Regions from separate parts of the Homo sapiens genome. Here region 2 is linked to region 1. A link is an interaction called in ENCODE POLR2A ChIA-PET data of the cell type or tissue named here. Cell type or tissue: OCI-LY7. All regions are shown on one strand.

Region 1 (8,000 bases):
TAAGGACTTATTTGTTATTTGTTTTCTGGTTATTTTGTGGTCTTTTCCTTCTTTTCTTCCTTTCTCTCTTTCTCATAGTGAAGGTGATTTTTCTTTAGCAATGTGTTTTCATTTCTTGCTTTTTATTTTTTTTTTTATGAATCTTTTGTGTGGTTTTTGGTTTGAGTTTACCACGAAGCTTGCAATTGATATTTTATAACCCATTATTTTAAACTGATGACAACTTAACACTACTTGCATAAAAAAACTAAATAACAAACAAGCAAAGAAAAAACTAATAAAAACTTTACATTTTAACTTCATCCCTCTGCTTTTTCACTTTTTGTTGTTTCTATTCATATCTTCTTGTACTATGTCTTAAAACATTGTTGTTGTAGTTACTATTTTTTTTTTTTTTTTTTTTTTTTGAGACAGAGTCTCGCTCTGTCACCCAGGCTGGAGTGCAGTGGCACCATCTCAGCTCACTGCAAGCTCCGCCTCCCAGGTTCATGCCATTCTCCTGCCTCAGCCTCCTGAGTAGCTGGGATTACAGGCACCCGCCACCATGCCCAGCTAATTTTTTGTATTTTTAGTCAAGGCAGGGTTTCACCGTGTTAGCCAGGATTGTCTCGATCTCCTGTCCTTGTGATCTGCCCGCCTCAGCCTCCCAAAGATTATTTTAAATTATTTTTATCTCTTCGCTAAATGTATCTGATAGAATTCTGAATTCCTTCTCTGTGTTATCTTGAATTTGAGTTTCATCAAAACAACTATTTCGAATTCTCTGCCTGAAAGAGTCACTTATCTCTGTTTCTCCAGGATTGGTCCCTGGTGTCTTATTTAGTTCATTAGGTGAGGTCATATTGGGTGTTTGTAGGTGTCTAGGGATTGAAGAGTTAGGTATTTATTGTAGTCTTCATGGTGTAGGCTTGTTTGTACCCATCCTTCTTGGGAATGTTTTCCAGGTATCCAAAGGGACTTGGGTGTTGAAACCTAAGCTATTGGCCACTGCAGTTATATCTGCATTTGGGGGAACCCCAAGCCCAGTAACACTATGGCTCTTATAGACTCGTAGAGGTACTGCCTTGGTGGTCTTGGATAAGATCCAGAAGAATTTGCTGGACAACCAGGCAGAAATTCTTGTTCTCTTCCCTTATTTTCTCCCAAACAAATGGAGTCTCTCTCTCTCTGTGCTGAGCTGCTTGCAGCTGGATGAGGGTTGACACAAGCACCCCTGTAGCCCCCACCACTGGGCCTGTGCTAGGTCAGACCTGAAGCACAGATTACTGTGTCTCGCCCAAGGCGCACAGTAACCACTGCCTGGCTACCACCTTTGTTTGCTCAAGTCCCCCTAGGGCTCAGCAATCAGCAGGTAGCAAAACCCGCCAGGCTTATGTATTTCCGTTCAGTGCAGCAAGTTCTGCCTGGCCCGAGCAGGTCCAGATATGCCATCCAGGAGCCAGGGCCTAGAGTCAGAAACCTTAGGAATCAACCTGGTGCTGTGTTCTACTGTGGTTGAGCTGACACCCAAACCACAAGACAAAGTCCTTACCACTCTTCCCTCCCCTTTCTATAGTCATAGGAGTCTCTTCCTGTGGCCACCACCACCCCAGGCCTATGGTGAGTACTGCCTGGCTACTGTCAGTGTTCACTCAAGGCCCAAGGGCTCTTCATTCAGTTTGTGGTGTATGCTGCCTGGCCTGGGCCTTCCATTCAGGACAGTGGCTTCCCTGTGGCCCAGTTCAGGTGCAGAAATACCATCCAAGAGCCAAGGCCTGGAATCAGGGACCTCAAGAACCCTCTTGTTGCTCTGCCCTACTGTGGTCAAGCTGATACCTAAGCTGCAAAACAAAGTTCCCGTACTCTTCCCTCCCCTTTTCTCAAGCAGAAGGAGTCTCTCCCCGTAGCCACCACAGCTGGGAATGGGCTGTATCCCATCTGAAGCCATCATGTCTCTGAGTCTCACTCAAGGCCCTTGGCGAGTGCTTCCTGGCTACCACTGCTAACTCGTGAGGGCCCAAGGAGTCTTTTGTCAGCAGATGACAAATCCTTCCAGGACTGGGTCTTTCCCTTTAAGGTAGCCCATTCCCTTTTTGCCCAGGATATGTCTAAAAATACCATCCAGGAGCTAGGGCCTGGAATGGGAGCCTCAGGATTCTGCCCAGTTATTCCGTCCTACTATGGCTGAGCTGGTTTCCAAGTTGCAAGACAAAGTCCTCTTTTTTTCTCCTTCTTCTTCTTCTTTTTGAAACAGGGTATTGCTTTTTCACCCAGGCTAGAGCGCAGTGGCATGATCATAGCTCACTGCAGCCTTGATCTTTGAGACTCAATTGATCCTGCCTCCTCAGCCTCCTGAGTAGGTGGGACTACAAGTGTGTGCCACCACACCCAGCTAATTTTTGTATTTTTTGCTAGAGACGGGCTTTCACCATGTTGCCCAGGCTGGTCTTGAACTTCTGGGCCCAAGCAATCCGCTTGCCTCAGCCTCCCAAAGCACTGGGATTATAGGTATGAGCCACTGTGCCTGGCACAGAGTCCTCTTTAGTCTTCCCTCCCCTCTCCTCAAGCATAGGGACGGAGTCTGTACCAGAGTTGTGAGCTGCCTGGGGTTGAGAGAGGGGTGGTGCAAACACTCCCTTGGCTGCCCTGGCTGGTCTCATAGGTCACATTCTTCCCAAGTTCACTGGCTCCGAGCCCAGCACAACACCAGGACTTGCCCAGGAATTGCAGTTCTTGTGGCTTAAACCTCCTTTCAAGTTTATTTAGGTCCCCAGAACACTTTAACCTGCAACTCAGGTTCCGAGTGCTAGGATGGGCGATTCCCCGCTTTCTAAGGTTGGTATAAATGCTCTCTCTGTGGGGGCCAGCTGAATTGTGTCCTGTTGCTTTCCACTGTAACAGGCTAGCACTGATTTCCAAGGCAAAGTCTCACTGCCACTGTGCTTCCTGTCTCCCAAGTGCATAGACTCTCTGTCTGCACCACAGGGTGGCTGCCAGGGTAGGAGGGAGGGGTGGCATCAGCATTTCAAGACTGTCTTTCCTGTCTCTTCAGTGCCTTTTTCAGTGATACGAAGTTAAAATCAGGTACTGTGGTGATTCACACAACTTTCGGTTCTTATTAAGGTACTTTTTTATGTGGATAGTTGTTCAATTTGGTGTTCCTGTATGGAGGACATCTGTGAAGGCTTCTATTTGGCTATCTTGCTCTGCATCAGTTTTTGCGTTTTTCAAATAGGGATAATACTTATTGACAGTGTTGTTGAGAGGATTAAATAAGATCATGTACATGAAAGTATTTTGTAACCTATGAAGTTATTGGGTTTTTTTCTTTTTAGAGATGAAGGTCTCACTCTGTTGCCCGGGCTGAAGCGCAGTGTTGTAAGCTCACTGCAGTCTGGAACTCTGGAGCTTAAGCAGTCCTCGCACCTCAACCTCCTGAGTAGCTAGGACTACAGGTGCACGCCACCATTGCCAGCTAATAGTTTCTTATTTTTTGTAGAAACTGGGTCTTGCCTTGTTACCCAGGCTGATCTCAGATTCCTGGCTTCAAGTGAACCTCCTGCCTTGCCCTCCCAAAGTGCTGGGATTACAAGCATGAACCACCATCCTTGGTCTGGATATTGTTAAAATTAATGTAAAGAAGAAGTTTTCTCTGTAGGACATGAATTTATTAAATATCTAATGAGTGTACTTATGTAAAAGTAGCATGTTACATGATAAGGATAAAGCAGTGAGCAGATAGACGAGCACCTCGCTCATGAAGTTAATACTCTGCTTCTGCACTGTTCAATACAATAGCTTCTAGCCACCATGTTGGACAGTAAAAACACAGAATATTTCTATCACTTCAGGAAATTCCCTTGTAAAGCTTTGCATAGGAGAAGCACACATTAAACAGTTAGTTCAGTAAGTATTTTTAATTCTCTTATGATGAGTGCTTTGAAGAAATAGTCAAATCAGAGAAAGTAATGTTTGTGCTAAGAGCTGAGGGATAAATAGTAATGTTCTAGGTAATGTGGGAGTGGAGGAAGCATTTCAGAAGGAAAAGATGAAGAACATTGCAGAAAGACCTGAGACAGGAAGAAGAGAGAGCTTGAGATCCAGAAAGAACTCATGCATACATCCTGTGTGGTGAAATTAGTCCTGTCTGGAAGGAATGACTGTAATAAGAGGAACAGAGAAGAAGATGAGTGAAATGCAGATAAGCTTGTAGATTTTATGGCCGAAAGTGAAAATTTTCTTGTTCCAATAACTTCTGTTTTCTCTTTGAAATGTAGGATCATCTTATGAAAGCAAAAGAGAGAAAGGAAAGGGTGGACTTTTGAAGAGAGTGGGGAATGTATGAAGCAAACCTTTGTGGATAGTGGGAGAATGAACACCCTAGGGAGATTTAATAAGATCTTGAATCAGTAGTCCTACCAGTATTTTGCATGGTCTGACTCCCCCCACACCCCCACCCCTGCCAGGTTCAGAAATGGAAAAGTCTGCCAGTTGTTTTCATTAATCCAGCTAAAGAAATTAATGCATGCAAGACATTGAGAATGGTGCCTAGCCCATAGTAAGAGCTAAACAAACATTATTACCACGGCTGGGGTTTGTCTAAGAAGAGTAAAAAACAGAACAACAGAGAGGAAATGTAGGACATTTGCAAGAAAATGATTATAATGATGTACTGTGGAATCTACCACAGATAAAAATTTAAGGCAACGGGGATGATATATAGGGGAAAAGTGGGGAGATCTGGTGAGCATCTATTAGTGGATTCTCAAGTAAATAAGTGGAAAGCAGAGGAGGGTTGCTCCAAGAGTGAGGTACCAGGTAGGGGCCACAAAGAAGTAATGCACACAGTGATCTGAATGAAGACTCTTACAGTCTAGGTATAATGTGGTATTTCTTGGTGAAAACTAAATAAATGTTCTGTCGTCTAAGTAAATGATATGAGCAGTAGCAGACTATCCCCAAACTGCCTGTAAACAAACATTTGGAAGTTCAACATTCTGAGAGTTTATAAAGCTAATAATATTCGAAGATTTAAATCAAAATATAAAAACCTGCTCAGGTTCTTATACTCATTTTCTCTGCTCTCATCCTCTGGCCTTCTCCCCCTTCCTAATTCTGTTCTAATTTAAGAATCATACAGAAACTAAAGGCATCAATTGCTCTAGCTAATCCTGTAGATTGATAATACTATCCTCTAGTTCTGTTTTGTGCCATGAAGAATGAATTGGTGGTCATGAATATAAAATAACACTAGCTTTATTGGTTGTCTGGTTTTTTCTCCCCTCAGATGCTCTGTGAAGCATTTTCAAATCCAATACTGAAAGTAACTTGTGTTTCAAAGTGTTTTGGGAAATGAAGATTATAGTCTGTTTCATTAATGTCATTCTTTCCTTTCATTTGGTATTAAAGGCTTCAGCGATTAGCCAAAGATCTTCTAAAACAAGTACAAGTTCAAGACAGTGGCTCATGGGCAAACAATAAAGTGTCTGCTTTGGATCGGACCCTAGGAGAGATCACTAGAATACTGGAAAAAGAGGTGTGTAACTAATATCTGGCTTTTGAACCTTAATCTTTGTGATCCTTTCTCACTATGACAGTACATAGAGCTATAAGGCAGACTCAGTATATACCTTTCTTCTGTGTTTTTTAAAGCTAGTCAATAATAGATGAATTTTTTTTTTTACTTTTGTTCTTTTCAGTTGTTTAATTGAAGCTATTTTCAGGTTTTTTTTTAATTGAAGTCCTCTTTAGGTCATGGTTTCCTCAGTCATGTTTTCCTCACACAAATAAACTGAAATTATTTTGTCAGGAATCACAATAATAAAGATGTATGACTTTATGGCAGAAAATAGAAAACTTTGAATTATAAAGCCTCATAAATCACAACCAGATTTCTACAAAACACCAATATCCCCTGATTCCAACAGATTTGGCAGTTTTCTTTAATGACTTAGAATCATTAAATATCTCAATTATAGTTTAAATATCCTCAGTGATTTTTAAAGTATTTATTATTCACTATAGGAAAATGTTAAACGTACAAAGAAGAAATAAAACTTCCTGTAATAGCAACTGATAACATTTTATTGTATCTTCTTCCAAACATTTTATTGGACTTTTTTACATTATTTTATCATAAATACTTTATCATGTCTTTAAAAATCTTTAATGGAATGAACATATCACATTTTACATAATGTATAATATTTAGGTGGTTTCTAATTTTCTATTTAAAGTAATGGCTATTTTCATTTATTAGCTGTAGTTTTTGGGTTTTTGTTTTGTTTTGTTTTCTGGGTTTAAAGGTTGTAATGTAATATTTGATATGTACAAAAGAAATATTAATAAAAAATAATATGAATACAGTGAACAGCTATGAACTCACCACCCAATTTAGAGTAAGATTGTTACCACTACATTTGTGTTTCCCAATATGATCCTTTCTTACCACATTCATGATTCCTTTAAAGGGAATACTGTACAGAATTAAAGGTGTATCATTGTTTTTTAGAAATAGCTTTATTGCTTTATCACATAAATGTTTTGTTAAATAATGTTACTTGGCTTTGACCTTTATAAAATATTGCACAATAGACCTCTACAATTATTTTTTCAGTCAAAGTTATGGTTCTAAGTTTTATTTAGCCTTATAAATATAGCTGTTTGTCACTGCTTTTCTCTGCTGTAGAGTAAGTCCTTCATTGTGTTAATACAATTTTTAAATCTATTCTGACAGTGGACATTTCTCTGTGTGTGTGTGTGTGTGTGTGTGTGAGAGAGAGAGAGAGAGAGAGAGAGAGAGAGTGCACGCAAGCATGGGCAAACAGTGCTGCTCATTCTTGTATCAAAGTAAATAAACAAGAACTTCTTTAAAGCTGGGAGTCTCAGGCTTTCGTCTACATCGGAATTGCCTAGAGAACTTGTTAAAACACAGATTGCTGCCCCCAGCTCCTGCCCCGGATTTCTGATTAAGTAGGTTTAGGGTGGGTCTGGAGAATTTGTATTCCTAACAAGTTCCTAAGTCATATTGATGCTGCTAGTCCAAGGACCATATTTTGAGAATCACTGCTCTACTCTAGGGCATATGCCTCAATGGTGGAATTGTGGGGTTCTCAGGCATATCAGTGTCCAACTTTGCAAGATAGTGCTCAACTACATTTTGGCATCAGACAGTACAGTCGTCTGGAGGAATCGAAAGCAGCCTATTCAGTGTGGCATTGTGGCAGAGCTGTAAAGTCAGTTCTTGTGTGTAACACATCCCTTTCAGGATATCAGAGGTTCAGAAACTAGTACTTGTCACACATTTGCTAGAATGCAGTATTTAAAGATTTAATGTGCTTTAGGAAAAATCTCTGATCTTTTAAAAAATTATTTATATACTGATTATTTTTGTAAAGTATAGAGTACTTTGAATTAAAAGGCAATTGCTTGAAGACACTGCTACACGTATCTTATCTCATGAATATTGTTTTAGATTAAAGTAATAGAACTTTTGAGGAAAAGGCAAAATGATCTATATAAGAAAGTATTCAGTATGAAAATTTACCTAAAGTTATTTCCTTCACAAAGGGGCAATTTACTGAAATACCACTGATTTCTTATAATTTGGGGAAGAAAAATGTTGTCTGGCTCCCAGTCTAAATGGTCTGTGTCAGAAACTTGCTGTAAAGCTGTCCTCAGAGTATACACTGCAGGACCACCTAAGAGTTTAGACTTACCTACAATAAGATCCTTTTGCTACTTTTATAACTAAAATCCTTTTTACCTAGCCAAGACACACACTCACTTTATGAAGACTTCCATAGAGTAATACTGACATTTCAGTGTAATTCAGCTGATGATATTTATGATTTCAGTCTAGGAATTGTAAATAGCCATTCCTTTTTGTTTGGAAAACTGCCTGGAGTAACAAACTCATTAGAGCCAAAGCCAGGTACCCAGTGAAGGATATTTGAAGATAGTCTAGAAGTGACAAGGTAGGATGGTGGAACTTGGGCAAGTGTAAGCACTGATGGAGGAAT
Region 2 (8,000 bases), 190 kb after region 1:
GAGTTTCTTCTTCTTAGTGGCCTTGTCCTTTACCTTCCATTCTTATTGGTGTCCTCTGGTCTTGCTCTTTCTTCAGCCTCTTCCAGGTTGTTGATCCCAAACAGCAAGACTGTCCATTCCGTTTTCATCATCTGTTACTTCTCCTTTCAGGAAGGTTCCCTTCTCAAGAGTTCCTCTTTAGCCAGGCACAGTGGCTCACGGCTGCAATCCCAATACTTTGAGAGGTGAGGTAGGAGGATCACTTGAGGCTAGGAGTTTGAGACCACCCTGGGCAACATAGCAAGACCTCATCTTACAAAAAATTAAAAACTTAACCAGGTGTAGTAGCATATGCCTGTAGTCCCAGCTACTTGGGAGGCTGACATGGGAGGATTGCTTGAGCCTACGAGTTCAAGGTTACAGTGAGCTACAATTGTGCCACCACACTGCAGCCTGGGCAACAGAGCAAGACCCTGCCTCAAAAGAAAAAAAAAAGGTTCCTCTTTGAGTTCACCTGAAACTCATCATCAGGTAACTGGAAATTCTCCCAGGTATCTGAGCCTGTCCTACCTAATGTTCTCACTTTTTAATTTTCCCTTTATTTTTACTGTTCTTTTTCTTCTTTTTTTTTTTTTTTTTGAGACGGAGTCTTACTCTGTCGGCCAGGCTAGAGTGCAGTGGCGCATCTCCACTCCTGCAGCCTCCACCGCCTGGGTTCACGCCATTCTCCTGCCTTAGCCCCCCATGTAGCTGGGACTACAGGCGCCCGCCACCACGCCCAGCTAATTTTTTGTATTTCTTTTTTAGTAAAGATGGGGTTTCACCGTGTTAGCCAGGATGGTCTCGATCACCTGACCTCGTGATCTGCCCGCCTCGGCCTCCCAAAGTGCTGGGATTACAGGTGTGAGCCACCGCGCCCGGCCTTTTTTTTTTTTTTTTTTTTTTTTTTTTTTTGAGACGGAGTCTTGCTTTGTTTCCCAGGCTACAGTGCAGTAATGCAAACTCGGCTCACTGCAACCTCCACCTCCCGGGTTCAAAACATTCTCCTGCCTCAGCCTCCCTAGTAGCTGGGATTACAGGCACATGCCACCATGCCTGGCTAATTTTCGTATTTTTAGTAGAGACAGGGTTTCACCATGTTGGCCAGGCTGGTGTTGAACTCCTGACCTCAGGTGATCCGCCCACCTCAGCCTCCCAAAGTTCTGGGATTACAGGCATGAGCCACTATGCCTGGCCTATTTTTACTGTTCTCTAACCAAATGTCCTGACTGTCTTAGATTGCTTACACATACATACGTTCCACCTTGACTTTTCTTTTACCCTCAGCTCTCCATTAAGTCATCCCCATTTTCTTCAACAGAGCTCCAAATTAGATTTGCATTAAACAAGCTATTGTCCACATCTTACTATATAAATAACATAAAAGGTCAGAGAGGGAGGGTGTGCTGTATGTGTGTGTGTCTGTGACAGAGACTGACTGTAATTTTTTTTTTTTGAGATGGAGTCTCACTCTGTCGCCAGGCTAGAGTGCAGTGTCGTGATCTCAGCTCACTGCAACCTCCACCTCCTGGGTTCAAGCCATTCTCCTGCCTCAGCCTCCCGAGTAGCTGGGATTACAGGCGTGTGCCACCACACCCAGCTAATTTTTTTGTGTTTTTAGTAGAGACAGGGTTTCACCATGTTGGCCAGGATGGTCTCAATCTCCTGACCTCATGATCCGCCCACCTCAGCCTCCCAAAGTGTTGGGATTACAGACGTGAGCCACCACGCCCAGCCGACTGACTGTAATTTTCAAAGTAGATTTACATCTGTTGTAACATCCCAGAATTGAACAGAATCTTAGACATCATCCAGGCTCATGCCCAGCTGAGTCTTAAATGCCCTCTGCTACTACAGTGGATGTGACCTTCCACCTCTTCCAGGATGAAGAAGAAGTCATACCACACCAAACGGCCCACTTCACTTTTAGATGTTCTCATTATTAGAATTTTTTTTTTCAGAGATAGGATCTCACTGTGTTACCCAGGCTGGAGTGCAGTGAGGCGATGATAGCTCACTGCAGCCTTGAACTCCTAGGCTCCAGTGATGCTCCTGCCTCAGCCTCCTAAGCAGCTGGGACTATAGGCGTGTACCACCACACCTAGCCCTAGAAAATTTTCCATAGATTTATTTCATATATGCTTTCTAGTAACGTGTCTCCCGTGGGGTCATAAATAAATACTTCTTCAGTTTGAAGACAGCCTTTGTGTCCTTCAGTTCTGAGCTAAACTTCCCAATTCCTTCAAATATTCCTTGGGTGACATTATTTCCAGACACTTTTACCACAGGGATCACTTTACTTGGGAACTTTGATACCTCTGTGTGCTGAATTAGCGCTGCACCCAGTGCTGGACACAGTACTTCCAGAATAGTCATACAGTGCACTGGAGCAGAACTAAACCTTCCTTGTTGTGTACATTGTACTCCTGTTAGTCAAAATTGACTTATATTCTTTGGTGATCAAGCAGTGCTGTTTTCTCATTTGAACTGGTAGGCACCTAATTTGCTAAGTCTTTTTTCCCACTTATTGTTGACAAACTGTATTCCATTCCCTGTTACTTACCCTCTTCCCATCTTAAGCGTGTGGAATTAGTTTTTATGATCTAAAAATAAGACTTAAGTCATTTGTGTATATTTTCTCCTGTTTTTAGTCCTCATGTTTATTTGTAGGTAAACTTTGTTATTGATTACTTTCTCCTCCTTGAAGCTATCTTTGCTTTGCTTCTAGGGCACCATACTCTCCTGGTTTCCTTCTTACCCTACTGGTGACTATTTTTTAGTTTCCTTTGCTGGTTTCTTTTCATCTCTCCTGGTTCTAAACTTTGGGGTATCCCAAGGATCAATCCTCAGACTCTAGACTCACTAGAATAAGTTTCTAGTTTTAAATACCATCTCTGTGTTGATGGCTTCCAAATATCTCAAGCCGAGACTCCTCCTCTGAATTTGGGCTTGTGTATTTATTCAGCCATTCAACACATATGTATTGAATAGCTACTGTATATGAGACACTGTTCTAAGCCCTGGAGATATACCTGTGAAACAAAAGAGACAAAAATCCCTATGCTTGGGAAGCTTATTTCACACAACTTCCAATCCACTGTCTCCACTGTGATGTATAATAGGCATCTCACATTTAACCAGTTCAAAACTGAATTCCTGGTTTTCCTCCTGAGACATGCGCTCTTCACTTTCTTCCCCATTTCTGTAAATGGCAACCACAGTCTTCCAGTTACTCAAGCAAAGAGCATTGAGCCATTTTTCACTCCTCTTTCTCACACCCACATCCAATTTATCAGGAAATCTGTTGGCTTGCCCGTCTGAATATTTTCAGAATCCAATCACTTCCCACATCCATGGCTACCATCCTGATTCATATACCATTATTTCTCACTTGGATGATTAAAGCAGCCTCCTAGTTGGTCTTCCTGCTTCTGCCTTGGCTGTTCTAAAGAGTTTTCAACCCAGTAGCTGTAGTGCTCATTGTTCAAATGAAGTCAGAGTATATCACTTCTGTGCTCAAAACCTTACAATGGCTTCCCATGTCACTCAGTAAAAGTTTTATAATGGTTTCCAAGACTCTACCTGATCTTCTCTGCTCCCTCCCTGACCTCATGTCCTATTACTCTTCCACTTACTCAACCCGCTCTAGCCACACTGGCCTTCTTGCTGTTTGTTGAACTTGTCATGCACGCTCCTGGCTCCAAGCCTTGGGATCTTCTGCTCTTTTACCTGAAACACCCTTCCCCCAGGTGTCCACATGGCTTTCTTCCTCACTTTCTGTAGAATTTTGCTTAAATAATGCCTTAGAAATGGCTTCCCCAACCACCCTATGTAAAGTAGCTTCACACACATTCCTACTTCTTCATTTCCTAGCCATGTCCCTTGCTCCTCTGTCACACCATACGTTACATATTATATATTTGTTCGTTTATATCTTCCTGCACTAAAATGTAAGCTTTATGAGAAAAAGGTCATAGATTTTACTGCTGAACTCCAGGTCCTAGAATAGGGCTTGCCACATAGTTGGCCATCAGTGAATATTTGTTGAATGAATGAATCATGAATGACTAGGTTCTCTGGAGTAGGCATAATAAAGTTCCTACAATAGTATCTATATTTGAATCTCCAGAACCTGTGAATATTACCTTGCTTGGCTTAAGGGATCTTGCAGATACAATTAAGTTAAGGATCTTGAGATGGTGAGATTATTCTGGATAATTCAGGGTAATCACAATGTAATTACAAGGGTCCTTATAAATAAAGACGGGAGGCAAGAAAGTCAGCGTTAGAAAGAGATTTGAAGATGCTCTGTTGCTGGCTTTGAAGCTGCAATAAGGGGCCATAAGCCAAGGAATTCAGGCATATTCTAGAAGGTGGAAAAGCCAAGGAAACAGATTCTTCCCTGGATCCTCCAAAAGGAACACAGCTCTTGTGACACCTTGATTTTAGCCTAGTGAGATCTGTTTTGAATTTCTGGCTTTCAGAACTGTAAAATATTAAATGTTTTATTGTTTGAGCCACTAGCCTGTGGTAATTATTCCAGCAGCAATAGGAAACTGATACACCCACCAGCCCCTATTAGACTGTAATGCCTCTAGAACAGGGGCTTGGTCTTCCTTAACCTTGCACATCACAGGTGCTCAGAGTTCCCAGAGCACAGGTACTTTGGCTTTTTAGACAGAATACCTGACAGAACATCATGCCTGTTTGTGCTCACCTTAAACCCTGATGAATGATGTTGTCACTGGATACAGTTTGGCTTTCTCAGAATATCCCAGGACATAATATCCAAAAACTGGGATACTGCTGAGAAATAATTTACCTCTCCTTGAACAGTAAAATTCTCATCCATCATTGGGGGAGACAATGACTTAGTCTCACCCACTCCAACACTATGCAGATCTTTGAGTGCAGGTCTGTGGGTTTAAGGGCTAAAATGGGATGTTCTCACAAGATCCCTCAGGGATTCCAAAATGAAGCCAAACTCCAAGAAGCTAAGAGAACAATCTAGAAGATCACCTGCACTGAAGATCAGAGTGGATGTTACCAAGCTGGAAATCTGGGGACCATGGAAATCAGGGCAAACAAACAGAAGAAAAGGGATTATAGAGTCTGGAACTGTCACAGCTGCTTTTTTAGGCCAACTAAGGCCCAGTGTATAAGTGGTTTATGAAGATGGAATGGATGGCACTTCATGCCCACACAAATCATGCTGTTTTTGCCCAGCTGTACTCTCCTTTAAGGTAAAGTAGGTTTGTCAGGCATTGTGCAGTATTGATGAAAAACCAATTTTAGTTTTTCCTAATTGAATCTAGCTTTTGATAAACAGAAATGAATATCTCACTAAGATCTCTAGTCCTGGAGACCTAACAAAAACACCTTAAAATCTGGTAAAATTACAAATATCTCAGAATGTACTATACAAAATTTCAGATCTTATTTTTCACATCTTCTATGTATTTTTTGAAGAAAACTTCATTACACATGCCTGATATGAATAAGGCCTTTTACTTTTTTCTTATAAACATTTAGGCTTAAAGTGATTATAACTGACAGTTAAGACCAACAGAAGCCAGTGGCCTGTTCATGGACAAATTATCTGTACTTCAAGCTAAATCAAAAGTAAACATTCTCTATGGTCCCTTCATGTCTACATTAGTCCTGTGGAAGCCAAATGGGACAGTCAAACCCTCCCCTTGCCCCCATATATTCTGTGGGCTCTCTTCAACATGAATGGTCTTTTCCATGAAGCACTATCTTATGCATTTTGAACCATTTCCACATCTAAGTTCTTAAATGCTTATTTAGCAGATTTTCCTCAATTACCGTTTTCATTTCATTAGGATAATATTTGCAAAAGACTGGGCTGTATTGTTTTATAATCCATCAGATGAGTGTTTTCCTAAATAATGGTGCAGGAGAGGAGATGTTCTGATAACCTTCACTTTTTTTAAAAAAAAGATTTTTTACACATATTCTTCGGAAGAGGAAATAGCAGTGAATTCTTGTCACTTAATAAATGCTAGAAAGACTAAGTATTATAAGATGTTTTAAGTGAAAAAGCTATATTCCTGAATATCTGTATTAGAATATGCTGATAATCAGTTTAAAAGCAACACAAGAGTAAAGGGAAAGTCACCATTCTGAATCACAGAGCAGTAAAACTGTTGTCACCAGCAGTGATGTCACTCATCCTCAAGGTTCTGAAAACCTATTAGAAATTAGCTTTAGGGAGAAATATCTTCTGACTTGTCACTGGTTCTAAAAGGCAATCAGTGTTAAACAAACACAGGCCCCTTTTTGGAACCTATATAATAAACTCAGACACATTAATCTCTACTCACGTCTCTAGTCAGGGTCTGACCCCTAACTCTTTTGGCTTTAATGGAAGGAAGTAAGGGCCAGCTGACATTAGCTAACAGAAGTTTGTGTAAAGGTTCAGATATACCTATAAGCAAATAAATATCATTTCTTAAACTTTTGTTTTTATTGAGTACTATGAGACAAAAATATCTCCCCTCGACAATACAAGATTGCATTATAGTCTCTGTATATCTTAACAGTATTTACTTAATCACAAAATTTGACTTAGAAGAAGACATTGAGAGAAAAGAGGAGGTCAGCCTCCGTTTGACCTGGATATTTTGGTCCATGGACAAAGCACTGACCCTAAACAGTCAAAAGCCCTGGGTGATATCCCTGCTTTTGCCACTAAAAATTTGTATGACCTAAAACACTTCACCTTATTTCTCTAGGTCTCACTTGCTTCATGTGCACAATGACAGGATGAATAACTTCTCTACCAACTATGAAAACCCAGTAAGAATGAGATAAGGTGAAAGATATGAATGTACTTGGCAGATCCTGCCATATAAATAAGATGACAGTATTTCATAAGAGAGCTTCTTTCTTGAGTAGAGAACAAGGTATATGAAGATGTCATATCATTTGGCTGTATTCTTAGAAATACTAGAAATAGTGCACATTCAAGAAATGAATGTGTACCGTGGTTATGAATAAAACTGCTTTGATGCAGCTAGCAAAGTAAAATGAATAAAATGATTTCTTTGGAAAAACTAAGTTATGAATTGAGAAAACTAGACAAGATACTAGAAATTTGCCAGTCAGCACCTCTCAATTCTTGTTTAATTAGTGACACCTCTTGAGTGCTTCTAGGAAAGATAATGAAGTAAGCATAGTTCTTCAAGGACTGTCTCCCATCCTGGGTTCCAGCTGAAAGAATGACAAATGACAACCTATATATATGTGTATATATGTATATATATGTGTGTGTAGGTGTGTGTGTGTGTATTTACACACACACACACACCTATACACACACTAACCCAGATTTTTAACACTAACTCGTAGTGTTAAAAAGTAGGGAAAGGTATTATGCCATGACAGAAACATAAAAGCACTCCTGCTCAGTATTGTGTAGATCATGCCAAATTAAAGGAAAACATTGAGTAGAAACTTATAACTTGCCTTCCTGAGAAAAATCAGAGTGTCATGAAGAAAGAGCAATAAGATACCTGAGGTTTTGTGCAGTGATTACAAGTGGCTATAGCAACTCCAGACCTTACATCTAGAGGAAAAAGTGATGACTTCTTCCCAAGCGTCTCAGCAAAAGTATCTCCCTCTACCCCATTAGCTCTGATTGTGACGTGTGGCATCCCTGAGTGATGCTCAACAGCCAGAGAAATGTGTGGCTTACCTTAGGCCTGGGCACCCTTGAGCCAAAGTAAATGGGGAGGGAGGTCTATGTGAAGCATATTGGCTATGAGTTAAGGAGAGGTGATTCCTTAGAAATCTTTGTACAGTTTCTGTTTAAAAGGGTGAATGCTTGGCAGCCATGTTTACTATAACTGCCTGCTCTTGGCCTCTAGATGCTTCACATATACCTTAATTCAGAATTGCCTGGCTACCTCAGTTGGTAGAGCATGGGACTCTTAATCCCAGAGTCAGTGGGTTCAAGCCTC

What was found. Peaks named below come from ENCODE experiments on the same cell type or tissue, not always from the same donor. Only the 100,000 strongest peaks of a DNase experiment are listed, where the experiment ranks them.
Region 2: POLR2A ChIA-PET joins it to region 1 with 11 read pairs; 2 of 35 experiments call an interaction of 5 or more read pairs at or near these places.

Annotation. Positions count from the first base shown.
Region 1 is chr15:76,571,673-76,579,672 of GRCh38, reverse strand. SCAPER (S-phase cyclin A associated protein in the ER) reads left to right here. Exons shown (of 32, transcript NM_020843.4): 23 at 5,389-5,515. Among named protein-coding and RNA genes, the nearest start is that of MIR3713, 11 kb to the left of the region's middle. RefSeq lists enhancers at 3,989-4,038, 4,049-4,098. In OCI-LY7, no CTCF peak of the experiment used is centred here; a DNase peak (open chromatin) is centred at 4,132.
Region 2 is chr15:76,382,434-76,390,433 of GRCh38, reverse strand. The region is part of intron 27 of SCAPER (S-phase cyclin A associated protein in the ER); the gene reads left to right. It also overlaps the pseudogene TRK-CTT16-1. Among named protein-coding and RNA genes, the nearest start is that of ISL2, 50 kb to the right of the region's middle. In OCI-LY7, no CTCF peak of the experiment used is centred here; no DNase peak of the experiment used is centred here.